Regions from separate parts of the Homo sapiens genome. Here regions 2, 3, 4, 5 and 6 are each linked to region 1. The links are chromatin loops, found by intact Hi-C in ENCODE. Cell type or tissue: ovary. All regions are shown on one strand.

Evidence for each region. A loop is a pair of places that touch in the nucleus more often than their neighbours do. Peaks named below come from ENCODE experiments on the same cell type or tissue, not always from the same donor. Only the 100,000 strongest peaks of a DNase experiment are listed, where the experiment ranks them.
Region 2: a loop joins it to region 1, with 3 times the contacts of the local background. A loop is called at or near these places in 74 of 110 quality-filtered maps.
Region 3: a loop joins it to region 1, with 2.2 times the contacts of the local background. A loop is called at or near these places in 3 of 110 quality-filtered maps.
Region 4: it touches region 1 in a loop (4-fold over the local background); 14 of 110 quality-filtered maps call a loop at or near these places.
Region 5: it touches region 1 in a loop (5-fold over the local background); 51 of 110 quality-filtered maps call a loop at or near these places.
Region 6: it touches region 1 in a loop (2.3-fold over the local background); 50 of 110 quality-filtered maps call a loop at or near these places.

Annotation. Positions count from the first base shown.
Region 1 is chr2:237,407,245-237,412,244 of GRCh38, forward strand. The region is part of intron 1 of COL6A3 (collagen type VI alpha 3 chain); the gene reads right to left. Among named protein-coding and RNA genes, the nearest start is that of COL6A3, 4.4 kb to the right of the region's middle. In ovary, a CTCF peak has its summit at 2,936 (motif pointing left); DNase peaks (open chromatin) are centred at 1,185 and 4,987; H3K4me3 peaks cover 2,418 bases; H3K27ac peaks cover 4,679 bases.
Region 2 is chr2:237,152,010-237,157,009 of GRCh38, forward strand. No RefSeq gene overlaps it. Among named protein-coding and RNA genes, the nearest start is that of COPS8, 69 kb to the left of the region's middle. RefSeq lists an enhancer at 4,030-4,564. In ovary, a CTCF peak has its summit at 2,247; DNase peaks (open chromatin) are centred at 2,257, 4,562 and 4,992; H3K27ac peaks cover 1,189 bases.
Region 3 is chr2:237,255,481-237,260,480 of GRCh38, forward strand. It overlaps LOC105373953 (a long non-coding RNA gene), which reads left to right. Exons shown (of 6, transcript XR_924035.3): 5 at 1,611-1,726; 6 at 1,950-2,196. Among named protein-coding and RNA genes, the nearest start is that of COL6A3, 160 kb to the right of the region's middle. In ovary, a CTCF peak has its summit at 2,782; DNase peaks (open chromatin) are centred at 1,521, 2,081 and 2,866; H3K27ac peaks cover 4,082 bases.
Region 4 is chr2:237,305,059-237,310,058 of GRCh38, forward strand. No RefSeq gene overlaps it. Among named protein-coding and RNA genes, the nearest start is that of COL6A3, 110 kb to the right of the region's middle. In ovary, no CTCF peak of the experiment used is centred here; no DNase peak of the experiment used is centred here; H3K27ac peaks cover 3,140 bases.
Region 5 is chr2:237,168,693-237,173,692 of GRCh38, forward strand. No RefSeq gene overlaps it. Among named protein-coding and RNA genes, the nearest start is that of COPS8, 85 kb to the left of the region's middle. In ovary, a CTCF peak has its summit at 2,975; a DNase peak (open chromatin) is centred at 2,849; H3K4me3 peaks cover 780 bases; H3K27ac peaks cover 2,732 bases.
Region 6 is chr2:237,569,602-237,574,601 of GRCh38, forward strand. RAB17 (RAB17, member RAS oncogene family) reads right to left here. Exons shown (of 6, transcript NM_022449.4): 6 at 4,725-5,000. Among named protein-coding and RNA genes, the nearest start is that of PRLH, 5.5 kb to the left of the region's middle. RefSeq lists a silencer at 2,492-2,677 and enhancers at 3,271-3,806, 4,925-5,000. In ovary, a CTCF peak has its summit at 2,579 (motif pointing left); a DNase peak (open chromatin) is centred at 2,540.

The DNA of each region.
Region 1 (5,000 bases):
CAATAATCTGTTTGACTCAAACTGAATGTGTATCCTGTGATAGCAACATTTTAAAACTCTTCTCATCAGGCAGGGTAACTAGACCTCCTTTGTCACCTACTGGGGTCCTTTGTCACTTACGGGGGTCCTTGTTAGATATGGAGTAGCGGATTCGAGATCTTCAACTCTTCCTGGTAAAATCTAACAAAGCAACACCTGTTCTGCAACTTGTGGATTATAACAAAGCAATGCAGAAAGAGAAGGCCTGGACATCCCCTACCAATGCCCTCCCTCTGTGAATGAGAGCACCTGTAAGAATATGCCGACCTGCAGCCAGGCTTAGGCCAAGCTCCTCAGAGGTGGGTCTCCTTCCCATTACAAAGGCAATTAAGAAACTCCAGATTAATTACCCAGATATTTGAAAAAATTACTTTAAAACATATTCCTAGCATTGCAGATAATAACCATGAGGCAGAAAGTTCCATATCTGGTGTGATTTGAAAAGCTAGACGCCACCATGCAAATGTAAAACACATTCCACATTCTGAAATATACGGCAGCCAGACAAGATTTTGTCTGCACTTATACTGCTAATTATAAACATCAGGCAGAGACTAGTTCCATTTCAACATTAAAGAAGAAAGGTGCATTAGAAAATGCTTCAAGAAATATTGCACAAATGCCCACTCCATTCCAACTCCTTGCCACGTGACGCTGCTGGATCCAAATTGGAGCTTGGCACTTATTCCTGTCTTTTCCTTCTTGGCAATGAACTAAGGTGCTACTGACCTTTCCAAAACTGTGGTGTTCCACTGTAAATGATTAAAGTGGCTGAAAGGTGCTCTCTTTGTAAAGAGAAAAGTTAGATATTTTGTCTGTTTTCTAGTCTAATTTATAATCAAGTAGAGAAGATAAAATCATTCTTGAAAACAGAAACCTTTTCAAAAATCAAGTTGGAACATCTGATAAAATATCATCCATGCTGGATTTATTGCAGTAACCTGGGAAATTCTACTTCCTTACTGCCTCTGTCAGCAATGGTCGGCCAATCTCTCCCAGCCTCCCTTTTGTGTAAAAGAAGGCTCCTTGCCTGTTGCTCGAACAGGCCATAGTCCTGCGACTGCTCTCTTCCATCTGTTGCCCTGGGCTCTGATGAATGATGGGTTTTCTGCAGCCCCAGTTAGAAACAGAGCACCCTGGTGCACCGCCGGGCCGGCTGTGGGTTTAGCTGAGTTGGCGCTAACTCTGGGTACCGGCCCTGGGCTGCTGAATCAACTAATGAAGATTCCAGAAGTGAAAAACCAGTTTCCTGGAATGGTTTCCCTTGAGATCTGAGTCAACTCCAGCTGCTGTTCAATTTTTAATTTTGAAATTAAACCGAGCCATGAGCTCTTCCTTCCAGTGACCAATTCCTGATGCTCTGGGTTCCTGAAAACCTAATGTATAGCACACACAGGGGGTTTTACAGAAACATTTCCCATTGTACTTTTCCCTGGCCACTTGCAATTCTCAAATGTTTCTCTGTAATTCATGAGTTTAAACTTCAGGAGAACAGTAGGATCATACTATGCTGAATGCAGCCAGACCCCTACAAGACTAACAATTTGCCTTTGGGAGAAGGTTTGGCAGAACTTTTCGTATTTGTTTTTTTCTTCTCTCCTTTTTCTTTCCAGATTTTTTTAAGCAACAGTTACTCCTCTGCTGAATCAACTTAAAAGAGGCTACTCCAAGGAAGACTGGGAATGGGAAGAGTACCTTTCTCCACATGGCACCCTAAAATACACTCTTAAAGGCTTGTCCCCCTTGAAATGTCCAGATTCCAAGATGTCTGCATATTGGAAACATCAGACAATTCTGCTACTAGCTCTGTGGCCCTGTCACTGGGCATACCTCTCTGAGCTCTCTTTCTTCATCTGAAGCATAAAGGGCGTGGAGAAACCATCCACCAAGGTAGTAGTTTTTTTGATATTTCAATTAGCCAAACAGAAATTATATGTTTGCCAACCAGAAGAGAGGGGGCTATGTCTTAGTCATTTTTTTAATATTCCCCAAGAATGTATTCTCTTTTTTTATTATTTTATTATTATTATACTTTAAGTTTTAGGGTACATGTGCACAACATGCAGGTTTGTTACATATGTATACATGTGCCATGTTGGTGTGCTGGACCCATCAACTCGTCATTTAGCATTAGGGATATATCCCCTCCCTGAACCTCAGGGCTCAAGGCCATGATGCACAATAGGTCTTGTTAAACTTAAGTAAACATGAGAACACAAAGACCAACCAAAGGGTTAGGTTTTTGTTTTTTTTGTTTGTTTGTTTGTTTGTTTGTTTTGCTCTGAGCTAGAATTGTCTCCCTCAGAGTCTTAATGCTGGTTATCTCAAGCGAACAGACATAAATCTGAGAGTCAGTAATATATATTTGTATTAATAAATATTCAAGACGAGACATTCATAATCATAGCTTGTGTGAATTTTTAAAAGTATGTTAAAACCCATTGTCCATTATTAGGGGAAAGTATCAAAGGACATGTCACGAGCACCCTTACAGTTCTAAAATCCGGTAATTCTACAGGGATACGCAATGGCATGAATATGCAAACCTACTTTGGTTCTCAAGCACCCGACTGTTCATTTAAACCTCTGTAATTAGATATGGGTAAAATGCTTCCTATAAAATGTCTTATTTGCTGAATACCCTTGTAATGCAATTGTTTGGGAACAAAGATGCCTCCTTTGATGGCACAATTTCATCTCAATACACTTACACCTGAGCAGAGAAGAAAAACAAAGCTCTAACGTATGTACACTTCCGTTATTATGAACAGCCACAATAAATATAATAATGACAATCATGTATTGAAATATCAGTCCTAAAACTGCCCGCAAGCTCTGCTGAGATGGTCATCACTGAGTTACTACAAACCCTGAAACTCCACCCTGGGAGACTCCAGGCACCACTTCAGAGATTTTTCTGAAGCTCGCAGAGATACACCTCCCTCTAGAGGAAAGAAAACCAAACTGCCTTTTCAAAAACAGACCAGGATGAACGTGCTAACTCAAAATTTCTTTTCTTTTTTTTTTTTTTTTTTTCTGAAACAGGGTCTGGTTCTGTCGCCCAGGCGCTGAAGTGCAGTGGCATAGTCACGGCTCACTGCAGCCTCAACCTCCCAGGCTCAAGTGATCCTCCCAACTCAGCCTCGTAGCTGAGATTACAGGCACATGCCACCATGCCTGGTTAATTTTTTAAAACGCTTTTGTAGAGACAAGGTCTCCCTATGTTGCCCAGGCTTGTCTCAAACTCCTGGGCTCAAGCGATCCGCCCACCTCAGCCTCCCAAAGTGCTGGGATTACAGAGATGAGCCACAGTGCCCAGCCCTCAAAATTTCATCTCTTTCCCAAAATGGACTATAAGACCAGAATGTATTAAAAATTATATTTTTCAAAATTAACAAAGTGAATTGTTGAAGGGAATATCTCTGCAAAATCAGGACCTGTGGAATACTCCCTGGAAATAAGACATTCATGACCACACATTAGAGGGGGCAAGCAACATGTTTTATTTAAAGAATAGGATTGTCCTTTCTTTGCACTGAATTTTTACACTGAATTCCACTGAAGTTTTACAGTGGAAACAGAGAAGCTGTATCTAGAAACGGGAGAATGAAGATAACCATTCTTGTCTAGTTCATGGCTGTCTGAATTAGTAGGAAACTTTAAAGCTCCCCCACTTTAAAATTTGGAGGGTTTGCGGCTTTCATTTTCTTAGCTAGAGCTAATAGGATTTTCTTTAAATGTCAGGTCCCTCCTCAAATCGTCAGCTATTTATGTAGCAGTGATGTGTTTTTTACTGCCTGCTTGCTGCAGCCAGGACACCATGAAAAGTTTGCTCCCGTAAGTCAGGGTGGAAAAGCTGCCTGGTACACAACATCCCTGTCAGATGGAAACCGCCTGCAATCCTTCCCCCAAGAGATAGCAGATTTTCAGCTTCTTCCAAAAAGAGCAGTGACAAAACTGAACTTTCAAATAAAAATTTTTGCTAAAGCTGTTACTGCGCCTGCAAGGAAGTGTCACGCAATAGTATTCACGACTTGCCGGTGAATTTTAAGTCCTAAACATGGAATTTCACATATAAGTGGGAGGTGATATCAACCGCTGGTGAAGACTACGCTTGATCCAGTTGTCTGAACACTCTGAGCAAGGAAACAAATGAAACCTCGCTGGCAAAAAGTCACTGCCAGCTTCCAAAGCTTCCAAAGAAGGCGGTCTTGTTTCAAGCTGGCTTTAGGCATCCAGGTCTATGGGTTCCGTTCCTGAAACTAAGGTCAGGATGAGCAGCCTCATTGGAACCATAAATCAACAATCGACTGAAGAGAGGAGCTTCTTCCTACTTTCTCATCGGGGACGTATTAAGTTCTAGGATAGGAAATCACAAAAGGCACTGATGATAAAGTCAGTGCAATTTGCTGAGTCCTGAATGCTTTAGAAATAAAATGAAGTGTGAAGTAAAGACAATTTTTCAGAAAGGTGCCTACCTCGTATCAAAAATATCATTCAGACCCCAGGTTTGGACATTTGCCACATGTCCCCTCACCTGTGGGCCACAACTATAGTGGGGTGGAACACGCTCCCTGCCAAGCAGGGAAAGAGCGGGGCCAAGGGCTAACATTCTAGAGGCTTCCCCAGCCACCTCCCAGAAAGGTGCTGTAGCCACACCCTCCAATGCCTGGATAGGAAAAGCCAGGACAGCCTCACTTCACCCCAACATGGAATTCCTTCCCAAGCCCTCTGCTCCACTCAGTGTCTGCTTCCTGGCTTCTCTCGACCATGAGTGAGGAAAGGAGAGAACTAAACCTCTGGGTAGCAAGAAACCCCCTAAACAAAGAAGTCCAGACAGGCAGCTGTTCCTACATCCTGATCTTTGTAAAAGCCACGCCTCCCCACCCAGGCTTTCATCCTCAGCTACAAGCCCACTTCAGAAAGAAGAGCATACAGGTCCCCTCCTTCAGCGCCCTCCA
Region 2 (5,000 bases), 260 kb before region 1:
TTGTTACCCACGAGATACCAAAGTGAGCAAATTATATGGAAATTGAAGAATAGAAGTATTCAAAGGTTTGGGTGATTGGATACTTAGTTTTCATTCAAACCTTGTAGAACTGCCCGGTGTCTCTAAATTCTGTGCATGTGACATATTACCAGAATTCAAATTAATTCTTGAAGTGAATTGGAAGAGAAGAGGATTTAGAAGAAGGTTCTGACCGGTCAAAGCCAGACGCTGCCATGTGGAAACATGGGCCTTGGATAGACAAAGACAAGCCAAAAATTCTGATTTACACATGAAACATCATGATTTTTAAATGGTGGCCAATAATTCAACAGAGACTTTAAAAGAACGTGAAGGCCACAAACAAACATCCCAGGTCTGCGGGCCATATGCCCCTCAGGGTGCCAGGGTAACGCCTCTAATAGTCATGCTGAGACAACATCCACATTAGTTTCCTGGGGCTGCTGCAACAAATTACCACAAACTTGGTGGCCGAAAATAACACAGATCGAATCACTTGTTCTGCTGGCCCAAAGTCCAAAACTAGTTTTGTCAGAGGCATTGAACCAGAACGACTCCATCTTGAAGAGGGGCTGGGTGAAATGAGGCTGAGATCCGCTTGAGGCTGAGATCTGTTCTGCCGCACTCCCAGGAAGTTAGGGATTCTTAGCCACAGGATGTTTATGGTTAAGGGAACAAGTTAATAATGTTTACGCAGCCGACCCAGGACTTCACAGACCCAGGAACTGCCCCAATGGCCCGATATCTTAAGTACAAAAGCATTCTTAGTTTAAGAATAAGTTTACTTTAGGGGTTGGGGTGGGGGGGATAGCATTTGGAGATATACCTAATGTTAAATGATGAGTTACTGGGTGCAGCACACCAACATGGCACATGTATACATATGTAACTAACCTGCACGTTGTGCACATGTACCCTAAAACTTAAAGTATAATAAAAAAAAGAATAAGTTTACTTTAAAGATATTAATATAGATTCTTGCAGACGACAATAGTTACACAAAGACGAACAATCCTTTGTCACAAGCTCTCGTAGTAGAGCACATCGCCCCATAATTTCCTTGACTTTGTTGTCTTGTGTATAAATAAGCACTGTACCTAAGGTGGGTGCCTTCCTCCTGTTGCTTTCAGGAATGCCCTGCTCTGTCTAGGGAGTAGACATTCTTTTATTCCCTTACTTTCTTAATAAACTTGCTTTCATTTTACTTTGTGGACTCGCCCTGAATTCTTTCTTGAGTGAGATCCAAGAACCCTCTCTGGGGGTCTGGATCCGGACCCCTTTCCGATAACAGTTTGACTGGGCTGAAGTCCAGGTGTCGACAGGATTGATTTCTTCCAGGGGCTCTAGGGAGGATTCATTTCCTTGCCTTTTCCAGCTTCTGGGGGCCACCTGTGTTCCTTGGCTTATGGCCCCTTCTTCGTCTTCAAAGAGCATCACTCCAATGTCTGCTCCAGTGGTCCCATTTTCCCTCTGACTCTGACCCTCTGGCTTCCCCCTTTATAAGGACCCTGTGACGACATAGGGCCCATTTAGATATTCTAGGACAATCTCTTCATTTCAAGAGACTTAATCACATCTGCAAAGTCTTTCTTCCATGTAAGGTGACATTCAGATTCTGGGATTAGGATGTAGTCATCATTGGCTGGGGGGTCATCATTCAGCCTTTCAAACCATAGGTCTTGACTGCTAATGGGTCATGAGAGCAATTTAATGGATCATAAATAGCATTTTTATAAAAATGTGATAGAATAGAATAATAGAATAATCAGAGGCACCACATTTGATACAGGTAAGTGCTGCCTTGTGAAATTTATCTCAGGAATACTCATCTACAGGTCTACATACCCAAGCAAATGTGTCTACAGGGTTCCAGAGCTAAAGGTTGGGCAAATTTGGAAAAACATGGCTGTAGAATATCTGTTGAATGACATTGCCTAGAGTGACCCAGTGAAGATAGAAGAGAACTTGGAGTGAGGCAATTGACCATGCCTTCCCTCTGCTGTGTGACCTTCAGTAAGTCAATTAACCTCTCTGAGTTTGTTTACTGGACTGTAAAACAGGGTTATTGTAATGATCAAATGAAAAAAAAATTGTGAAAGTTCTCTGGAGACATACAAATGTCAGGCAAGGTGGTTAGTGTGGTTAGTCTTCGAGAAGTGAATTGCCTTGAATAAAAGGGGTCTTATATTTGCTGTTCCCTTCGCCTTCCACACGATGGCATCCTTGAAACACAGGGAGGTGGCTGCAGGTGGCCTGTTGTGGCAGCTAGAAAAAGGTGCTAAGGATGTGGGGACATGTATTTCAAACTTTAAAGGGCCAAGGTCTCCACATGAAGGGTCGTCTCGTGAAAAGACTATATTGATATGATTTCCTTTTCCCTTCCAGTGGCAAATCCCCTCCTGACAGGCAAGCTCTTTGCCAAACAGGCGTTTTCCAGTCCTCAGAGCAGCTGCACATCATTATAAACAGTCCCTAAGTAAAGGATTGGCCCTGGACCATGTTGGGTCAATTAGCCCCTTTCTCACCTGGTTCTTTCCACCAAATTTCCAAAACGTTCAGTCTCCCACCACCCAAAACAGAAAACCCTGGTCCCTGCACTCAGAGTTACTACCTTTTATTTATTTTTTTTAAGAGATGGGGTCTCACTATGTTGCCCAAGCTGGACTCGAACGCTTGGGCTCAAGCAGTCCTCCAGCCTCAGCCTCCCAAATAGTTTGGATTACAGGTACCCGCCAGTGCACCTGATTTTAAAATCGCTACCTCTCTTCCTTCCCTCTGCCACCAGATTTCTAGAAGGAGCAGGGCACTCTTGCCTCTGCTTCTGCTATTTATTGACTCTGACTTTCAACCCACAATTCCACACACGGAAGCTCCTTTTCTTCATGGCCTCCTAATTGCAAATTCACATTTTCATTCCAATTTCTTCCTGTGACTTCTCTGCTGTGCATGGTGTTGACCACTTTCTCAGAAACTTTGGGTCTTCCCAGCTTCATCTGGCCTCAGGTCCTGGCTCCTCCCTATATCCGCTCACATCTGGCCTCTCCCCATCAGTCCCTCAGCTCCATCCTCCCTCCACTAGCTGCCAATCATGTGTCCCTGGGTTTCTGTTCCCCACACAGGTGCCTCAGGCAATGGGACTTGCAGACCCACACTCTGCCCCAGCCTCTTGACATGCCCATCAGAGTCCTCATCTGCCATTTGAGAGACAGGAACCCTGGCTCAGATCACAGTATCTCCATGTACCCAGACAGCGGGATCCTAGCAAGAGGGGCTGTCTGCTCAAGGTCATGAGAAAGTGGCAAGCAAAAGAGAAGGGTCGCCTTCCTCGGGATGGGCCAGCCTGAAGGAGTCAGAAGAGCGGGGAGGTATGAGGAACTCTATCTTGGGGCTGAACAGAAGCCCACAGTGCAGCCAGGAAGTGTGACATGAACAGTTCAGGCTGTGCACAAAGACGGGGAGAATGCTGGAGGTTTCTTATGGCAATGAGAGTTTCACACACCTGCCTTATTGCTTAGCCTTTGTGTTTCCCCTCAGGGATTAGCAATGCAATTCGAAAATAAAACTCACTGTGTGGCTGTTGGAGGGGGTAGCACACAGGCTGCCTCACAGCCAGCACAGGCAAGAAAGTCCCCCCAGGACTCAACAGCAATGGATTTGCAGCGGTGGGTGGCGTTTCCTGTGCCTTTACCCTGGGCTGGCCCCTGTGAAGTGCTTTCTGAGGACTGTCTCAGTCAGTCTTTCCAGCAACCTCAGGAGGCATCATTACCCTCCCCATTTTACCATGAAGGAAACCGAGGCTCAGAGAAGCAAGGAAGTTCCCTAAGGTCACACAGCCGGCCCAGAGGATCAGAACACAAGCCCAGGGGACGCAGCCCCAGGAGCTAATGAGAAAAGTGCCTGTGATTCGGCTTCAGGTCATACTGAGCACTTCTGTAGGCCATGCAAACACATTCTTTTTTTCTTTTTTTCCTAATGCAGGTTAGGGCTTAACTGGAACTTAACTGGAAACTTCTGTGCACATCTGCAGACACAGAAAAATGAAAACTTTAGCAACCAGCTGCATGTCCCAGAGAACAATTTTCCAAGGATAAAAGACACTCAGTGACTTCACAAGCACGGCACTGTGATGTCCCCTCCCTCCCCCTTTCATGAAATTCAGATGTCATTAGAGTAGGCTCCTAACCGTCCTTACCACATCAGCCCTAGGATGCCTCACTGAGGGCATGCGCTCAGTCATCAAGAGCACGCGGTGGTTTGTGTGCAGAGGGAACTACCCAAGGGAACAAAAAATAAGAAAAGACCTCAAAGTGGCCCCTGCCCCTGCCCACAGACAGGGAACCGGGTCTTTGTTTTGCTTCCTACGGGGAAGCATGCCCTGGGCAGTGGGTCTGGGGTGTGAAGACAGCCACCTCCCCACTCCAGCGTCTGCGGCTGCAGGTAGGGGAGGAGGCTGGGAGGAGGCCCTTCCGCACTTCCAAGCTGATCAGCGCAGCGTGAGCGCCGGCGTGCGAGTGGGTGCCGCGTCCAGACGGTTTCCATTTCCCCGGATAACCACGGAAAACATGAATCAGGAGGGCCCCGCGCTGGCCCAGCTGCAGTGTGGGGGCACACGCCGGTGAGTCACAGGCTGTGCTGCCAGCGCTGTTTTTCACATTTCTGTCCAGGGAACAGTTTCTCACTGGACGTTCAGTTTTTTCAGTCCTCTCTTCCCCCAGGACGTTGCTCAGACTGTGTCCAAGGGCTCCCTGTGCCCGCAGTGAGATGACAGCTTTCCTGCTGCCGGTAACACTGAGGAAGGCTGATTGAGCACAGCTTAGGGGACAAGGTCCCTGCAAATCAGGGACACGGAGTAACTCCTGGTCCTCAGCACAGCCCCTAGAAGAGGGCGCCTCGCAGACCCATTTCACACATGAAGGAAGCAAGGTCAAAGCTCTGGCCCGGCCGCTCATCAGCTTCCAGGGCTCTGCCCTCGGAGTCCACGC
Region 3 (5,000 bases), 150 kb before region 1:
ATTAGACCAGGAGCACCAGAAAGTATAAGAATAAAATTCTTAGATTTAGTTTAAATCTAAATTGGCCTTAAATGTCGGTTTATGTTTCTAAATGTCCAAACAAAAAACCCAGCAGGTTCTTGTATGATAAAATATAATACTGAGTAGACTGCACACAAAGGAGTTCAGAATGTTTTTCCATCTGAAAAAACCTCTCTACCCATCCTTGTGAATTTTAAGAGGTAAGCATGTAACCCACTAGGAAAGACGCCCATACAGTCACAAATGGATAGTGAGGGTTCCAGCATTCTGTGATCCTCAATTTTAGTTCTAGAGCCAGTTTGTAGCCTCTGAAAAACCTTTAGAAATCATGCCCATCGTTCATGGATCTTGAATATCTTCATTTTGTAGCTTGTGTCACTAGGATGTGAGAATTTTGTGGGTGAGTTTTCCATCCTCCTTGTGCACTGCTCTGTCCCTCTTGTCTTAAGTGAGTGTTCCGTACACAGTAGTTAAGTCTATCAATCAACGTTCAAGTGTTATTGTTAGTTATAAACAGCTTTTTAAGGTCATTCATTCAGTCCCATGTGCACTGTCTTCATTAATCTTCATAAGACGAGAAAGGGAGTATGATCACCATTTTACAAAGACAAGGCTAAGATTGGAGAAGGCAAGTGATGGCCCCTGGTCACTCAGCTAACAAGCCCAAAGCCTAGGCATGGAGCCTCCATGTGACAGGTGCTTTGCTGACATGAACCAAACCATTCCCACTGGACCACACGTCTCCAAGCACCTTTGGTTTTCCCCATTTGTTTGGATCTAGAGCTTGCAAGAAGCTGTGACCAGAGGCAGAGTAAGTGGGAGTAAGACTAAGGTGAGGGATTGGAGAGGCAGCCTTGCCCCGCGTGACCAGGAATCAGGACACAACTCCACCAACAACCTTGTGTAACCTGTTTCTTTTTTGGAAAATGGCAGGATCAGGCCAGATTGTGAGGGGTTCCCCAGGGGTTTGGTCTTGCCATCTCCTTACAAGGCTGGTGCCCTTCCAAGATGTCCACTTAGAGGCTGAGGAATGAGGCACAGGAGGGTCTTCTGGCAAACACTCTGAATGCCCAGTGGACACGTGGGGATGGCAGTGACCCACTTCCACCGTCTCCCTCCCAGCCCAGGCTAGATTCACTTCTGAGCAGCCAACTGCCCTCCTTTCCCAGACCGGCTGGTACCTCCTGCCAGCTTCACCTCCCAAGCCTTGATCACAAAACCCTCCATTTTTTTCAGCCTGTTTTGTGGGACTTGCATTCTGTGGATCACCCTTTGAAAAACGTGGTTATCGTTATTCTAACGGCCAGATAGAAGGCAGTGTTTTTATACACTGAGTAGCTATGCATACACTAGGCAGGGGAAATCCACAGCTTGCTGCTACCACAGCCCCTCTAGAGTGGGTTCTTCAAGAGAAATGTAGGAGGAAGCTTCAGGCAGTACCATTCTTTAGCTGGAAGGAACTCCAGCCCTTCACTGTTGTGGAAGCTGGGCCCAGAGCAGGGAGGCAGCGTCCCAAGATCACACGGTGAGTTAGTCACCAGTGAAAATAATATTTTCCTCCTTGCACACCACACCCTCTTTTTTTCCAGGCAAATTCCAGGCTCCTTTGGAAGAATGACAATGCTACAGAAAAGCACATGGATTTGCAGCTTCGTGGACATCACCTGTGAGGGTGACAGCTCTTTACTCTCAGTGAGTTCCCCAGGTACACAAGCTCCTGAACAGACACAGGATGCACACATCTAAGTGCTTTCTGGCCCCAGATCCACATGCGCAGATGTAGAAGGGGCTTTCAGCTGATCACGAGGGTGTGGAAAGGTCTCAAGGGTGATTCAGGCACATAAATTCAAAATCTGTTTCTTCAACAAGAAATGCAGCTACCTTAAAAAAATTTTTTTAAGTAATCCAGATAATATTTTATTCAACAGATGGAGGAAAGTGAAGCCAGGCTTACTGAGGAAAAAAAACAACCCTCAGAAATCAAAATCAGACAGCTATACCCGGTCTGGCTGCCCCAGAGCGGGAAGACCTGAACCTTGGCAGGGCTGGCTGCTGTGCTGACCAGTCTGATATCAAGAAGAGAAGTGATTTTCCGATCCTGCATCCGGTACAGCTGTGCGGACTCTGCTCTTCCTGCCATTCCACCAAGAAATTAAAAAGCAATTTTCTTTTGAAGTTCTGGGGTTTTTTTGTTTTTTGTTTTTTTCATTTAAGATTACACTTTGAGGTCAGAAAATGAGACATAAGGAATTCACAAACACACACGCATTCGATTCAGAAACATTCCACCCTCCACATCCCCATTTTAAACTGTCCTGAGGCCCAGATGGTTTACAGCTTGAGCCGGCTTAGGCTGGCAAGCATTTCAGGGATCTGGTTGACTACGTTTTCCTGAAACAGAGGTATTTTATGCATTAAGCTGATCAACACCGGGGAGAATGGGGCACCCTAACTGCCTTTAAGTAATATCTTATGAAGCTCTTTTAGGATTAGCAGCAGAACAAAATACACCCAGGAATCAAGGGTATAAAGCAATGAAGATTGTGTTTCACCTTGCAATATTGTGAGTAGTGTTGTTTATTCAAGGCAGTGTTAATTTTTATAATTTTTAAGCTTGTATGTATGTTTTTCTCCTCAGATGATTATGGTCTGTATCAGTTGCAGTTCAAGCAGGAAGTAGAAACCACACAGTAACTTAAACGGGGAAAGTTGAGTATAAAGAATTAATAAGTAAAATGTAGAACTGGAGTAACAAGGGATTGGCTAGTGAGAAGTGAACTCTAAAGAATACAAAGCAGCAGATAGAGGGAGCCGCCACTCTCCGTCCCTGGAGCTGAGATGGATGCTCGTGGAAGGGCCCTCGCTTCCAGGGCTGAAAAGATTCAGACATGCCGAGAGGGCACAGCCATAGCTCAGTGGGTGGCAGGGAATTTTTGCAAGTGCTGTGGTGTTGCAACAGCAGAACTTGCTAGAAATGGGCCTCTTTTCTTCAAATCGAAGGAAAGACATTTCCCCAAACTGAAGAGGACAAAAATGAAGAAATTCTTAGCCTTTCCCTCAAATCAGGAGCCCCATAGTTCTCAAGGTCATTATATTGGTGATGGGCTATATTAATCACTTCTCAAATTCAATCGTAGTCTAACTCATGTTTTCTGCATATATTATAAAATGAATTTCTAACAACATGTACATGAAATAAAAATAGGAAAAACGATGAACATGGTTATCATGTAGAAAAAAATACTTGTCATAAACAAATAGAACATTTGCAGAGCTTCTATAATCCTTGTTTCTGTAATTTGGCATTGAGCCATGTTAGGATGTGTGGCTTCCTTCTCTGGCTCTTCCATATTCCCCTTGCCCTAAGCCAGACCGTGGCTGCTCCAATTCTTTACAAGGAGGTTATGTCCTTGATCAGCCTGCCTTTTCTTTAGTTTCTCTAGTTTTCTACTAAACTTTACTGTTGGTTAGTTTTTACGTGCAAGTACTCAGGGGCACTCATTGCCCCTGACAGTCTCCTCCCTCCGTCTGCTGCGCAGCAGAAACCCAGTTTCCCCTTGGTCACCAGGATCAACCACCCGAGCTATAGACTCATTCCTTTTGTGACTGTTTGTCCAGTGGCCTCTAGGACCCCACAATGGCCATGCGGAGTCTCTGCTTCTAGTTCAGTAGAGTCATTGCTGTGTCCCTTGATGGGGGGGCAAGTGCTTCTGCACAGCTGTCTGAGATCCCCAAGCCCTCAGAATCCCAGGTTGCTAGGATGGCGATTAATTCTTGGACCCATGGGCTCTGGCCATCATGGTCTCTGATTCAAAATATGTAATGCATCCTGTAAGACGGAGTCTTGCTTTGGCCTACTATTTTATGAGGCTATTTTAGGAATGCAAGCAGAGCAAAAGACACCCAGCAACCAAATATGTAAATCAACGAAGAATGTTTCAGATTGTAATCATGCAAGCAGAGTGGTGTCTATTCGATGTTGATTTTTCAAACTTTCCAACTTGCATTTTTTTAGAGTTGTTAAAGGATGAAAAAATTAAAGCTAGACAGGAGGAATAAGTTCTAGTGGTCTATACCACTGTAGGATAGCTATAGTTAACAATAAAATATTATACAGTTTCAAATAGCTAGAAGGAGGATATCAAATGTTATCAACACAATGAGCTTATAAATGTTTGATATGATGTATATGCTAATTACCCTGATTTGATCACTATACATTACATGCACCTAAAAATCATGATGTACCCCCGTGAATATGCACAAGTATTATTTGTCAACTAAGAAATTAAAATTTTAAAAATCTTTTAAAAACACTATTGCCTATAAAAAGAAAAGTTGAAAAAATCTATATGCCATGCCATGTGTTGGCACTGCATTTATTGTCTTATTTATCATCATAAGCCCACCTAGCAGACAACTGTGAATCTCCATATCTTGTAGAAAACCAAAAGGTTAAAAGATTAACTTATTATTTCTATAAGCATCATTAATGTCACAACCTAAAAAGAAAGAAAGAGAAAAGGAAAAATGGGGTCAAATTTTAATGTCTGGTATAATAACTCCAGATCTCTAGAAACTTTTTTTTAATGATTCTTGCAGGTATTCCTTATAACCAGGTCTCAGGGTTGCCTTTGCTAGGGGTGATTTTATTAGCAGGGATTTAGACAGAAAAGACTTGAGCCAGACTTCCACAGCCATAACAGACCTTTGAGACATCTTATCTCCAAAGTCTGAGAATTCCCTAGAGAAACATGCTTCTCATTCTATGTCCTCTGATAAGCTAAGGAAGAGAAAGTAAAAAAAAAAAAAAAAAAAAAAAAGACAGGGAGTAAAAGAAAAAAGGAAAGCAGAAAAAAAAGTCATGTTTGTAACATATAAATTATTTTCATATGCATTACTAAAAATTCCCAGCTCTGCAAGAATGGATCAGTTCCAAGAAAGATAGAGCTATAAAACTGTAACGTCCACCTCAAGTC
Region 4 (5,000 bases), 100 kb before region 1:
TACTCCTCTCTACCCAATTTGAAGCAAATTGCTTATTTGCCCTTGAGGGTCAGGATCAATCATGCAAGCCCCCCATAACCCACTTCTTTGCTGATTGGTTTAGTAGCAGAATGAACCCTGAATGGCCAAGTAGCAGTATCGCTTCCTAATCAATGAATGGAACCATTATTGTAAGACCTAGTAGAAGCAGTCCTCCCTTTAGTATCTTAGAGATACTAAAATCTCTAAGATTCCAGTGTCTTGGGAACAAGAAGAAAAACAAAACTATAACTGGATTATCAGCAATAACCCTCTGGGAAATTCCATGTCTCCTTCCATCTCATTGTGTTTAGACCCACAGTTATTAGTTATGGAAGAACCAGCACCAGTATATTGGTCTTTGGCTAAGAGAATATAGGCACAGCCTACAGGACAATGCTACAAAATCACACGGTGCTGTTCCCCAGCTGGTGCAGACCTGAGTTTTTAGTAAGCCATTTATGTTAGTCATTAGGAGGTCACATATATATATATTTGGTTCTCCTTCATCACACCCTGGAAGCTAATTTCATCCTTGTGATGACTTGGCCAATGACATGTAAGGGTACATGCTAACTCACACTGGGGTAGGAACTGCCATATCTTTTTTCCCCTTTCTTAGTAACTGTGGAAGCATTTGTCAAGGCAAAGCCTCCATCAGCCTGAGTGCAGGCTGGGTTGGACCTGAAGGGTGAGTGAGAAATAAACCTTTGTTGTGTTTGGGGTTACTTATTACTTCATCATAACCCAACCCATTGTAACTGATTCACTATTTCTTCTACAAGGTCAGTTGCTCCTGGGCCATGGGACAGGATAAGATCAATGGGACTTCATTTACTGGAAAGTGATTCCCTCAATTAGAAGCAATGCTGTGTGACATCCCAGGACAGTGGATAAGCCATTCAGTAAGTCCATGGATGGAGGTCCAGACAGCATGGTAACCAGGAGAAGCAAATCCACATTCAGACTGTGTCCACTCCAAGTAAAACAAATCATTGCTCTCTTGTAGTGGCCTAAGTTCAGTGCTATCAACTCCTATGGGGTCATTGGTCAGTCCCACTGTGCCAGGTCAGGAGGTCAGGGTGGTCATGGTTGCTGGCAAATCACTCATACAGCAGCAGCAAAGGTGACACCAGCTGTGATGAAGTGGAGTCCGTATCACAGGTCCCACTCACAGGCATCATCCTAAGTGCAAGGTCACATGGTATTTTGAGCCCATGATCACTGGAGAAAAGACGCTGACAAAGATCCCAGGCTGAGTCATCCCAACCCACTGTTTATTGAAAGAACCCCCTATAGCTTTCAGATGTAGTACAAATATCCTCGGCTTTGGGCTCATTTCAAAAGGACCGGCCATTTTCCCCAAACCTCCTCTCTAACCCCCCTGTCCTACTGTTTTTGAGTCCCTGACTCCTGTGTCATAGCCCATAAATCTGCATAGATCCTCACCTGCTGCCATTTCTTTACCCCTGGTTACCACAGAAGCAGTAAATGTGAGAAGGGCGGGGTACCTAGCATGTGACCCTTCGTTGTTATTTTCCTCCCCATTAGGATTACTGCATACCAAGTGGACAGATGCTTGCTCAATGTTCTGCCTTTGGGAGCTCCTTTCCTTCTCTGCTGTCCTTCAGGATATCCCGAGCAAGGGCTTAACATGGCATCTTTCAGTTGTCACATGGTGTTGGCAAGTCTTGCCTTCACTCCACTGAATGGTGGAGTGATGCTGGCACACCTGACTTGTGACTAGGTGGGCTGGGTCACATCTGGCTTGTGACTGGTAACCTAGATGGTGTGGCCTGTCGTGCATGTCAGGAGCTGTTTCCTAAAGGAGAGTCCTGCATGCTCAAGGAAATGTGGATTAGCTCCAAAATCCTGAGGAACTCTGCCTTGACCCCACCAGTCATGATTTGTCATAGGTTTCACCCAGCTTCCTCACATCCATGAAGAATTTGAGAAGGGTTCGGTGCGCTGGATCTCAGAGACATGTATGGGACCCACAGCAGGTCCCCATGTGCTAATTTCATGTGTGTGTCTTATAATAAACTACAAAATCTTTAAGGAAAACAAGGGAATAGCAGTAACAAATTTAAAAAAGAATATAAAGTCTGAAGTTTACAAAGTTAATTTTTAAGGAAATGAAAACAACAATTAAGCAACCTAAAAAGCTTTTAAATTTAGAAAGTGAAATTCCGTAGCATGAACCGAGGGTACGGACAAGAGAAGCTATTAAAAAGGATCCAAAGGTTATAAAAATAAAATTTCTCAAGGATTCAAGAGAAATAAAACAAAAATAATGTCGAGGCTTATGATTATGGAATAAAGCCAAAAAGAACTGAAAGGCAGGGATACAATAAGATGACAATTTTGATTCCAGTTCCTACTTGACAAAGACTAAAAGCACCCTCTGAATGGTTGCAATGGCCCCTGTGACTTCCTGTGTAGTAGGAGACCGGGCGACATCAAGTTGGCATTAAATCACACACTTGGCTTCTGGCCTTGCTCAAGCTAGGACATGGAAGTGGTGGTCTTTACAGTGGAGGCAAGTTTGCCCTCTGCAGGACTTTGGCTCAGAACCGCAACTATCCCTAGAGACACCCTAATGCCCTGCACTGTCCAGCAGGCAGCAGCAGCTGCCCCTTCTCTCCCCATGCCGTGCACATGTGCTCGGCAAGAGGCTCTCTGGGTCTGTGAGGGCTGCACGCGCAAGCTAACCCAAACCCTGCTCTCAAAGACATCAAGGAATAATAAGGAATAACAGTTATGTGCAAAAATGGCTGAAACCCAAATGTCTGCTTTCTCCACCCCACTAGCCTCCAGTCTTGATCTCCCATTTGCATGGGATGTTGTTGTTTTGGTCCCAGTCAACTTTGAACTCATTGATTTCACACTGTGCCCCCTTATTGTAGTTTTACTCAAACTGTATGGGCGCACAGGAAGCAATGCCTTACATGTGCCACACATCACTGGAAAAGCCCCCACCAGCCGCCCACTCACCACAGTGCTGTCTGGCTCCCACCACTAAGTGCTTCTTACTGCTGCAGTTGGGCTCACTGAGCCAGTGTGGAGATTGGCATGGAATCCTTGAGATGTGCTCATGGCATCAATGCCACTGATGGGGAGAAAGAAGTGAGCTAGGCCCAGAGAACAGGTGGGCTATGGTGCAGTCAAATGGAGCCTCAGCTGATCTCAGACGAAGTCCTGAAAATGGAAGGGCTTCAGAGTTGGCTCAATTGAGGGACCATGACTTGGAACCCACTCATGACCAGTCACTGGACACAGGCTGCCCCCAAAGAAGGGGCACAATCTTGGGTAAGACCTGGGACCAAGGGTAACGCTCAGAGAGGGAGTCAGCTGGAAGCCACCAGCAGCCACCACTCCTGGCAGTGAGAGAAATGAGTGTCCCATCCTGAAGGAGGGTCTGGACAGTGCACCACAGCACCCACTCCACCCGGCCTCCCTGGTCCTTCGTGGCTTTCTCTCTGTACTTGCCGAGCACCCCAGGGTCACACTTGCGTGTGTGTTGGCGGGGGTTGCAGGGGTGAAGATCTTAACTCGAAGTGCCCAGTTCAGTGGCATTAAGTACATTTACACATTCACATTGCTGTGTAACCGCCACCTTCATCCATTCCCAGAAGTTTGTTCATCTCCCCAGACTGAAACTTCATGACCATTAAACACGAACTCCCCATTAACCCTTTATTTTCAGCCCTTGGAAACCACCATTCTATTTCCTATCCCTATGAATTGGACTATTTCAGGTTGCTCCCATAAGAGGAATAGTGCGGTATTTGTCCCTTTCTGACCGGCTTATTTTGCTTTCTTCTCTTCAACGTTCAGCCAGGTTGTAGGTAACATGGGTCAGAATCCCCTACTTTTTTAAGGCTGAATAATACTCCACCGTGTGGATAGACCACATTTTGTTTATCCATTCATCTATTAATATTCAGCGTCCTTCTTAGCATAGTGGTGTTTCTCCTGGTCTCTCCTTGTATAAATATTTATACCAATTGCTACCGAAAAACACACAATTCCCTCCTCATTTCTGAGTGAACTCTAAGTATCAGAGTGTTCTCAGCAAGCAGTTGGCAGGGGGAAGCAAAAATTGTTCTCAACCAGAAAACATTCACTGAAGAGCTGACCACTTGCCAAATTAGCCTCCATGCCTTCCCCTCTCCCTGCTTAACACTGCAGCTGCCATAACACAGTCAAACCATGTCAGGCGCAGCCATTCTCTTCCTGATTGGAGGAGGCTATTAATACAACAGAAATACAATGCAAATTAACTGCAAACTTCTTCAAAGAATGTAAGATTTTGTGTAGCAGGTGACAGTCATACTAGAGGACTTCTGGAATCACAAAGTCTGGTAGAACAGTTATCACTGAAAAGGGAAAAGTTAACAAAATTGGTGACATTATCAGTGACTCGCAACAAGACTTAATCCCAAAACATCTAAGGGATTAAGAGAGGCCTTGGAAAGATGATTAAATCCCTGGAGCATTTTGACAAGTGTGACTCTCTTCACGAACTTGCCAGAAAGTCAAATGAGAGAATGTTTCATACTTATCATGCAATATCGTGGTCTCACGTGAAGTGTAGCCTTAGCCTGACCCACTAGATATTTCAAAACAATAATTGCACAGCAGGATTGTTCTGCCTTGAGGAGAAGTTAGGAACAGGTTAGAATAAATTGTCAAAGAAATAAAGAAGAACATTTCTGAACTTCTAATCTAAAAAAAATACTTTTGACAAAATTCAACATTTATTCCTAATTGTAAAAAACAATACATTAAAAGAGAAAAATATTTAACATAAATATATATAACATAGTATATAACATGATTGCTTAACGTCTAAATTCAGAACCTAATACCAGAAAACAATGAATGAGACATTCTCAGTGAAGATAGAAATGCTTAATACCACACCATGATGTGTAAGTACTAGGAAGTTTAATAAAATAAGAAAAATAAGAGCTACAAAT
Region 5 (5,000 bases), 240 kb before region 1:
ATTAGACCTTTGTCAGATGTGTTGCTTACATATATTTTCTCTCATTCATTAGATTTTCTTTTTACTCTGTTAATAGTTTCTTTTGCTGTGTAGAAGCTCTTAAGTTTAATTAGATCCCATTTGTCCATTTTTGCTTTTGTTGCAATTGCTTTTGATGGTTTTTCATCATGAAATCTTTGCCTGTTCCTAAATCCAGAATGTTATTACCTTGTTTGTCTTTGAGGGTTTTTATAGTTTTGGATTTTACGTTTAAGTCTTTAATCCCCTTGAGTTGATTTTTGTATATGGTATAAGGAAGGGGTCCAGCTTCAATCTTCTGCATATGGCCAGCTATTCCAGCACCATTTATTGAATAGGGAGTCCTTTACTCATTGTTTTTGTCAGCTTTGTCAAAGATCAGTTAGTCATAGGTGTGTGGCCTTATTTCTGGACTCTCTACTCTGTTCCATTGATCTATGTGTCTGTTTTTGTCCCAGTGCCATGCTGTTTTATTTACTGTAGCCCTGTAGTATAGTTTGAAGTCAGGTAACATGATGCTTCCAGATTTGTTCTTTTTGCTTAGGATTGCCTTGGTTATTCGGACAGTGCCCCTTCCACTTACAGAGATTGGGATCCACTTACAGAGAGTAAGTGGATAGGAAACCTTCCAGACACCCATCACTACTTCTCACCAATGTCAAAAAGGGGCCTGTATAGGCCATTGTTTAGCACAGCATGAATGAGACTTTAAATATACACTATCAACCATGCAGTACATGTGAGTCCAAGTGCAGGAGAGGGTACAGAACTTTTGTAGAGAACCCGGGGGGGACCTCAAAATAGTAGATGTTAAAGTCTTTGAAGAAGAGAGAGGGCTAAGCAACAGGATATGCAATTCCTCAGTTGTCTGATAATTAGCACATCTGCTAATCTGGGTGCTGTTTCAGTGACAAGGGTGAGTGGAAACCAAGGGGAAAGAGCTGTGAGATATTTGACACAATAACATTTGTGTAAATTAAAAATGCACTTGCAATGCACAATTACACATTGTAGAATAACACACATAAACTAGAGGATGCAGATTAGGGAAAACAGAATTAACAAACGGCAGGAGAATAAGATAAATTTTTTAGTGAAGCAAAAGGGATAGATGGGTGGATGTACAAATGGGTAGACAGGAAAAAAATGGGTAGACAGGTAGACAGATTAAATAAGTGGATGGATAGATAGATAGATAGATAGATAGATAGATAGATAGATAGATAGACAGACAGACAGAAAGACTGAGGACCCAGCATAGACCACTTATAATGGTGGCCCATAAACTAAAGAGTAATTAAATCAAACTTTTGCACCTGAGGATTAAGAGAAATATTAAAATATTTGGGATAACAAAGCAGTCATTCCCTGAACTAATTAGGTGAAAATGAAGCCTAGAAGCAGAAGGAAACATGGTGTCCATCCCCCTTTCTCACCAACTCCCAGACTGGCTGGGAGGAACATGGACTTCCCAATACATGTGGAAAGAGGCCCCAGCCAATTTTATTTGAATCCCAAAGGAAAAATTTCCTCATCTGACATCTGGTTTTCATGCCTGTGTGTGAGAGTTTGTGTATGTGAGTATCTGCATATGCACGGAAGAAAAGCATGAATGGAACATTTGAAACTATTAAGAATGGTTATCTCAGGAGAGTGGTGGGGGGTTGGGGAAGGGATTTAATTTATATTTTATATTCTGCTTAAAACACTTCCAAAGAACATGTATTACTTTTGCAATAATTTCACATCCACTCAACAGATACATTCGTTTCTGGGGAGTATTTCTTCATTTTGGTTGCAGCATTTGGATGTCGTTTTGAGTGTTTAATGATTATTCATTAATTTTGCTCTCTGACCAGTAAAGCACCCAAGCAAAGAAGAGTCAAACTATCAGCATTCCAACCATCTGCCCACAGGTGGCTTTCCTTAACAAACCTTGGTATCTTATTTTAAAAATAGCCCTACCCTGGCCGGGCATGGTGGCTCACACCTGTAATCCCGGCACTTTGGGAGGCTAAGGTGAACGGAGAAGGTCAGGGGATGGAGACCAGCCTGGCTAGCATGGTGAAACTCTGTTTCAACTAAAAATATAAAAAAGCAGCCAGGCATGGTGGCGTGCACCTGTAATCCCAGCTACTCAGGAGACTGAGGCAGGAGAATCGCTTGAACCCAGGAGGCAGAGGTTGCAGTGAGCCGAGATCATGCCATTGCACTCCAGCCTGGGCAACAAGAGTGAAACTCCATCTCAAAAAAAAAAAAGGCCCTACCCACAGTTTTAGATTCTGGATATCCAAGACATTAGATATTGTTTAAATACACCATTTTATCTGATCAAGCCGCTTGAAATCCTAGAATGATTTGAGCGGGCACAACTAGGGTAATGCAAATGGGGTTTTAAATATCTCTCATTTCAAAAATTCCTGTTGACAATTTTCTTCTTGAAAGATCATTGTAATTTAGCACAAGAAAGCAGATTCTGACATTCTCTGCTTATTTCTTCAGACGGTTGTGCTGATATTACATTCAGTAGCTGGACTTTGATTTTTTTTCCATTTTCACCCATGTTTATCCAACACTGAATTAGGAGCCAGAGGCTGAATGAACTCAGGAGCGTGTGGGTTGGCCATCCAGGGTTCCCCTCCTGTATTAATAAATCCGTACCTCCCTTGCTGCAGACCAATATCGACTCTACTCTCAGTACCGTGGCCATGCACGATTTTCAGGCCACATCAAGACTTGCACAGCCTCTGGCTTTCAGTGGGAACAGAACCAGCAGTCTTCCTGGACTTCTCCCTCCTACACAGCAACCAGGAGCAAACTGATCCTCCGCGTATCACAGGCTTTGTCGAGTTGTAAAACAGAACTCTAACTGGTATCCGCCACTGATATCATGCAACACCAGATGGTGTCATTTGATCAAAGAATTTTGCTAACAGAAATCTCAGATTTCTCTCTAAGCGAAATGCCTTGACTTTGTGACTGATTGTGCAAGAATCTCAGGAATTGAGAAAACAGCGTCTGTGTTGCTACAAGACTGCAGCTTTGGATAATACCCCCCTGCTTTTACTTTCTTCTCTGTCTTTAACTTCAAAATGTATTTTACACCCCAAATAATTGTTTACTATTTGTTTCCTAGAACCTCAAAAGTCATTAATTTTTAAGAAAAGTCACTGTGCTTTGTTGGAAAACAACCTCAAACTTGAATGGCTTCACGCCAGTAGTTGAAAATATTTTACAATAGGCCACTTTCTGGAAAGTCTAATAAAAATCATACTGAGCATTTTTATTCCTGTTTACACTTGTAGAGCATTATCACAATTTAAATTATCTTCAGCCCATATATAGCTTCATATTTTGCAGCCAGCAATGAAGTTCTGCCCACAGTTTACGTTTACGACTTTCTTCTGAACTGCCGTATTTATGTTACTGTTTTCATCACTACTCTTTTTTTGTACATTTTACCACTTAAACAGTAAATCTATGTGTTTTGACAAATGTGTACAGTTGACTAACCACCACCAATGGTCAAGATATGGAGTATTTCTATTGCCATAGAAATATTCCTCCATAGAAATATTTCAATTCCTCTCAAGCCCATTTCTGCTCAATCCCCTCTCCCCATCCCCAGGGCTAGCAACTGCTGATCTGTTTTGTCCTTATGGTTTTGCCTTTTCCTGAATATCATATAAATGGAATCAGATTTGTAGCCTTTCAATTCTGGCTTCTTGCACTTAGCATAATGCCTTTGAGATTCTTCTGCTTGTATCAAGAATTCATTCCTTTGATTGTTACCCAGTATTCAGTCATATGGATGTATCACAATTTATTTACCAGTTGAGGGACACTTTGATTCCAGTTTGGGGCAATTATGAATATAACTTTGATGAATAGCTATTCACTACTGGGTCATCTAGTAAGTGTGTTTTAACTTTAAGAGTTGCCAAGCTGTTTTCCAAAATAACTATACTATTTTTTTTCTTTTTCCTTAGCGTGTCTACTTTTTCATGTTTTTGTGGTAAAATACACATAAGATTTAGCATCTTAAAAATTTTTAAGTTCACAATTCAGTGGTATTAAATATATTAATAACACTGTGCAATCATCACCACCTTCCATCATCATAACTCTTTTCATCTTGTAAAACTAAAGCTCTATTCCCATTAAACAACAACTCTCCATTCTCTTATCCCCTCAAGCCCTGAAAACAGCCATTCTACTTTCTGTGTCTAATTTTGACTAAGTATCTCGTATAAGTGGAGTTATACAGTATTTGTCGTTATGTGATTGGCTTAGTTAACTTAGCAGAAAGTCCACCGTGGACATGTTGTTCATCCATTTTGTAGCATGTGTCATAATCCCCCTCCTCTTTAAGGCTAAATAATAATCCATCATATGCATATACTACATTTTGCTTATTCATTCATCCATAATTGGACACTTGGGTTGCTTCCATGTTTCAGTTATTGTGAATAATGCTGCTATGAACATGGGTGTACAAATACCTCTTAAATACCCTGCTTTCAATTCTTTTGGGTGTATCCCCAGAAGTGGAATTGCTAAACCATATGGTAATTATATTTTTAATTTTTAAGGAACTGTCTCACTCTTTTCCACAGCAGCTGTATCATTTCACATTCCCATCAACAATGCACAAGGGTTCCAGTTTCTCCACATCCTTGTTGACACTTGTTATTTTTTGTTGTTGTTGTTGTTGTTTTAATGGTAGCCATCCTAATGGGTGTGAGGTGGTAACCTATTGTAGTTTTGATTTCCATTTCCCTTATAATTTGTGATATTGAACATCTTTCTATGTGCTTACTGCTGATATGTCTACTTAAGCCCTTTGCTCATTTTAAAATCTATTTGTTTCTTTATTGGTGAGTTTTACGAGTTCTCTATATATTCTGGGTAATAATCCCTTATCAGATATATTTGCAATTATTTTCTTCCACTCTGTTGGTTGCGTTTTTACTCTGTTGATA
Region 6 (5,000 bases), 160 kb after region 1:
AACAAACCGTTGTAGTAATTTCACAATATCATCTAGTTTTTAGTCTGTACTCAGAAATCCCCACATGCAGCAAGACAGTCTCCTTTTTCCCCCACCGGGCTCCAATCTGCATTCACAGTCCGTTGTTTCTCTTTGATTTCCGACCAGTTAATTTTTTATGTTGTCCTGGTGTTGAATTTTTCAAGCACCCAGATGAGTCGTCTTGGAAAATGCTCCACCTGTGTGATTTGTAAGTTGTTCCCCCAAGGTGATGTCCCTGTTCTTCCGTTCCCTGTACTTCCTGTCATCAGAGAGGGGCATCCAGGATCTTGCCTGGATTCAGGTCGCGCACTGTGGACCCAAAAACTGTGTCCTTCCCACTGCATCATATCTGACCATGGGATCCTGGGCTCCCTCTCTGACAGTGCTATTTGACCCTGTGGTAGAGACAGATCTCTTCATTGTAAGAGGTTTTTTCCCTGTGTGATCAATGTGAAATCTGTGCTGGGGCCAGGGCCCCATGGCCAAATCCTGTTTCCCAGCCAGCTTGCGGCCTGAGATGTCAGTGTCCCCTGACTACCCATGCCAGGCTCAGCTGCTGCACCACCAGTCACCCCCACACCATGGTGATTCTCTAATTCCTTCCACAGTCATTAGTTGGATTCTTCCAGAGAAGATATTTCTTTTTTTCTTTTTTTTCAGAACTTTATAATTTTTGACACTCGAATTGGCCTAAATTTGGCCAGTGGGAGTCCTAAACAGGGAATAAATTTTAAAAAAATTAAAAAGAATAGTTCTGTGAGTCAGCCACTCTGGGAAACGCAGACCCATCAGAAGAATGGGATGGGAACATACTCAAGAGGAAACAAGACAGGGCGGGCACGGTGGCTCACACCTGTAATCCCAGTACTTTGGGATGCCGAGATGGGCGGATCACTTGAGGTCAGGAGTTCGAGACCAGCCTGGTGAAGCCCCATCTCTACTAAAAATGCAAAAATTAGCCAGGTGTGGTGGCGGGCGCCTGTAGTGCCAGCTACTTGGGACTGAAGCAAGAGAATCACTTGAACTTAGGAGGCAGAGTCTGCAGTGAGCTGAGATCCCATCACTGCACTACAGCCTGGGTGACAAGAGCAAAACTCTGTCTCAAAACAAAAAAAAAAAAAAAGAGAAAGAGAGAGAGAAGAAAAGGTTAGCATCACAGGCTGGGATGGCAGGGGCTCCCAGGGCCACTCATCAACATTGCCATGCCTCCGGCATCCACCACCACCCCCCACAGGCAAACAACAGCTCACGAGAAGACCCAGGTCCGAACTCAGGCTAAGCAGGGCTGGAGCTGCTTCCCCAGCAGCAGCCTGGACAGTGGGTACATGGACCAGCTTCTCCCAGGATCTGGGGCCAGTGGGGTCCTGGACCCATTTATCCTGAATCATCTGCGACACAAATGTCTGCAGCCCTGCTGGGGCCTCTCCCTGTGTGCTTGCAGAAATAGGGCCTTCCTGCCTGCTGCCCCACCCCAGCCCCGTTTCGGGACAGGAAGATAAGGTGGTGGAGCACTGACACAGGTGAGTCTTCCACACGCAGGTGTCAGGGGCGGCGGGGGCTGTTTTCAGGAAAGCCTGCCTGTTCTTTAGGTCTCTGGGGAAAAAAAACATGCTTTCCTCCCTTTGTTGGATACACATGTGTTGAGTGCCTGGTGTGTGCCAGACAGTGTAGAGGACCCTGGGAATCCCACAGAAATCAGGACAGACAGAGGCCCTGCCCTCACTGAGGTTCTCAGCCTCACCTATGCTCACCTGGAAGGATTTAGAAATCCCTGGGCAGTCTGATGGAATCAGAACCTCTGGGTGATATGCAGCTGAGGCGCTCCATTTTTTTTTTTTTTTTTTTTGAGATGGGGTCTCATTCTGGTGCCCAGGCTGGAATGCAGTGGCTTGATCATGGCTCACTGCAGCCTCGACCCCCGAGGCCTAAGCAATCCTCCCACCTCAGCCTCCAGGGTAGCCAGGACTACAAGTGTGCACCATCATACCCAGCTAATTTTTTGTTTTGCTTTTTGTAGAAACAGGGTCTCCCTTTGTTGCCCAGGCTGGTCACAAACTCCTGGCCTCAAGTGGTCCTCCCGCTTCGGCCTCCCGAAGTGCCAGGATTACAGGCATGAGCCACCGCACCCTGCCCCGGTGTGGGGCTTTCCGAAGCTCCGCAGGTGACTCCAGCACAGGGTTGAGCCCCACCTGCCTAGTGGTGAGGGAGGAGGGGAAAGGGGCAGTCACAGTCCTGGGAGACCCAGGGTTCCAGGACCACCACAGATCTGTCCACTCTTGGGGAGGCCATGAAATGATTCCTGAAGGAGTCAAAGGACACATTTTAATAATAAATGCTGGCATAGTCACAGGAGGTCGTCAAAACAGAGGGGGAAGCAGGCAGTCAGACCTACAGGCATCCTACAAACTTCCCTTGTATTCTTCCCCTTCTATGTCATCAAGCCGCTCCTCTGCAGCTCCTCTGAGAGCCTCCTGGTTCGCCCTTCAGCAGAGCAAGCACTCCGGACGCCAGGACCGTGGGGCTTGCCTTCCACAATGCTGGAGCGCCATCTGGTGGCCACGGGCAACCTCAGCCTCCTGCCGCCCGCAAGCTGGGTCCCCACCCCGGCTGAGGGCCCGCTGCGGGGGCACAGGGCGCGAGGACACAGCCTAGCACACTAGGGACTCACACTTCATGTTCTTCATCGGCAAGGGAATCATCGCGTGAAAAATGGTCCAACTTTACTCGCAGCCGGAAACTGCAGTGTGGATAGCAATAATACAGTGTCAGATTTCACCTGTGAAATTGTCTAAGAAACGAGGACAGTCCTCGCGAAAATCAAGGGAACAGGCCCTCTAGGAAGCTATTGTTTTCTTTATTTATCCTTTAGCTTTTCTTGGAGATCATGACAGAGGTGTGTGAAATCTGCTCTGCATTTGTCTAGTAAAGATCACGTGAGGAGTTCATTTCAGGTCACACTAGCACCAGGAAAGCCAGACTCCAAGGAAGATCCAAGATGTTTCCTTGTCCCCAAGATTGAAAGCTGGATCTGCCAGGGGCCCAGTGGACCCAGGTGGCTCCTCCAGTTAGGAAAACGAAGCCAGGGATCATGAGGGAGGAGCTATTATGAAGCTGTGGTTGGAACACTGAGAAACCCAGGCTGGCAAGGAGGGGCTGTGCCCACCCTAGGCCCAATGGATGAGCAGAGGGAGCAGCCACCAGAACCTGCAGGAGGAAGAGGCCTCTTGGACAGGGGCAGTGGCTTCTGGCCAGGACACAGCCAGCCTCACCAGACAGGCCCTAGGCAATGGCTGGCCTCTGTGTCCCCTCCCCCATCCCCTGCCAGGGCTCCCCATGGTCTGGGCCCCACTGAAGGTCAAGGCCTGGCATCTCTACACAAAGTGAGTGAGAGCAGAAGGAAGCCCGGAGGAGCCGGGGAAGCCTCAGGCACAGAGCTCTTTCCCCTTCTGTGTGATGAGAAGCTCAGCGTCAAACGGGAGGTATTTTGCTTTCTCCTTCCTTGATCCTTACAGCAGCCAATACAGTGATGCCACTTTTTCCAGGTGGATAACAATGTCTTATTGTTTAAAACTTACACCTGCTTATCATAGGGACAAGGATGAAAACCAATATCACCTTCCAAAAAGTGGCCACCTTTGAAATAACCTTGCCACATCAGGTGTCCAGATAGAGACCCAACAGGAAAACATCATGTGGGGTTTACCTCCCAAAACAGGGTCTGGGTTGCTGCAGTTTGGATATTTGTCCCTTCCAAACCTCATGTTGAAATCTGACCCCCAGGGCCAGACGCAGTGGCTCATGCCCGTCATCCCTGCACTTTGGGAGGTGGAGGCGGGTGGATCACCCGAGGCCAGGAGTTGGAGACCAGCCTGGCCAACATGATGAAACCCCGTCTCTACTAAAAAATACAAAAATTAGATGGGTGTGGTGGCACGTGCCTGTAGTCCCAGCTACTCAGGAGGCTGAGGCAAGAGAATCGCTCGAACCTGGGAGGCAGAAATTGCAGTGAGCTGGGATCGTGCCAGTGCACTCCAGCCTGGATGACAGAGCGACACTCCATCTCCAAAAAAAAAAAAAAAAAAGAAGAAGAACTCTGACCCCCAGTGTGAGAGGTGGGGCCTAATGGAAGGTGTTGGGTCATGGGGGTGGGTCCCTCATAAATGGCTTGGTGCCATCCTAGCAGTAATGATGGAGCTCTTACTCCAAAGCTCCTGTAAGAGTTCCCCCAGAGCTGGTTGTTAAAAAGAGTGGGACCTCCCTGCTACCCTCTCCTACTTCCTCTCCCCGTGTGACCTCTGCACGCCAGCTCTCACTGCCTTCTGCCATGAGTGGAAGCAGCCTGGGGCCTCACCAGAAACAGATACCGGCCCTGTGCATCCTGTGCAGCCTGCAGAACCATGAGCCCAATAAACCTCTTTCTTCATAAATCACCCAGCCTCAGGTATCCCTTTATAGCAACACAAAAACAGACTCAGACATGGGTTTCTCTGTAAAGGGAGGCAGGCAGGATGAAGAAGTGTGGCCATCTGGGAATGCATCCCATCCAGAGAGCTGGGCCAGGCCCACGATAGTCACAGCCTGCCGCATGGGCCTGCTTCCTTATTTACTTAACAGGAGCCCTCCCAGAATCTATACAGAAATACCTACAACCATCCACCAGGCGCAGTGCCCTGCCTTGTCCTCAAAAACTTCTAAAAGCCAGATTGTCAAAAGCAATTTAATTTTTGGAGGAAAAACTGCATACGCAGTACAACTTATATCTCAGGCGAAATGTCTCAGAATCTTCCTGCTCATTGGACAGAAACTCAGCTTCACCACATTGCCAGCCGGGAGACCATGGAAGGGAACTGGCGCCACTGCCCCCAGCTGCCCTTCCCAGGGGCAACTTCACCAAGATGTGGAAATCCTGGGCCCACCCCACAGTCAGTCATCGCTCCATTTCTTCCTGGCACCACCACCTCCATCTGGCCTGCTCCCCA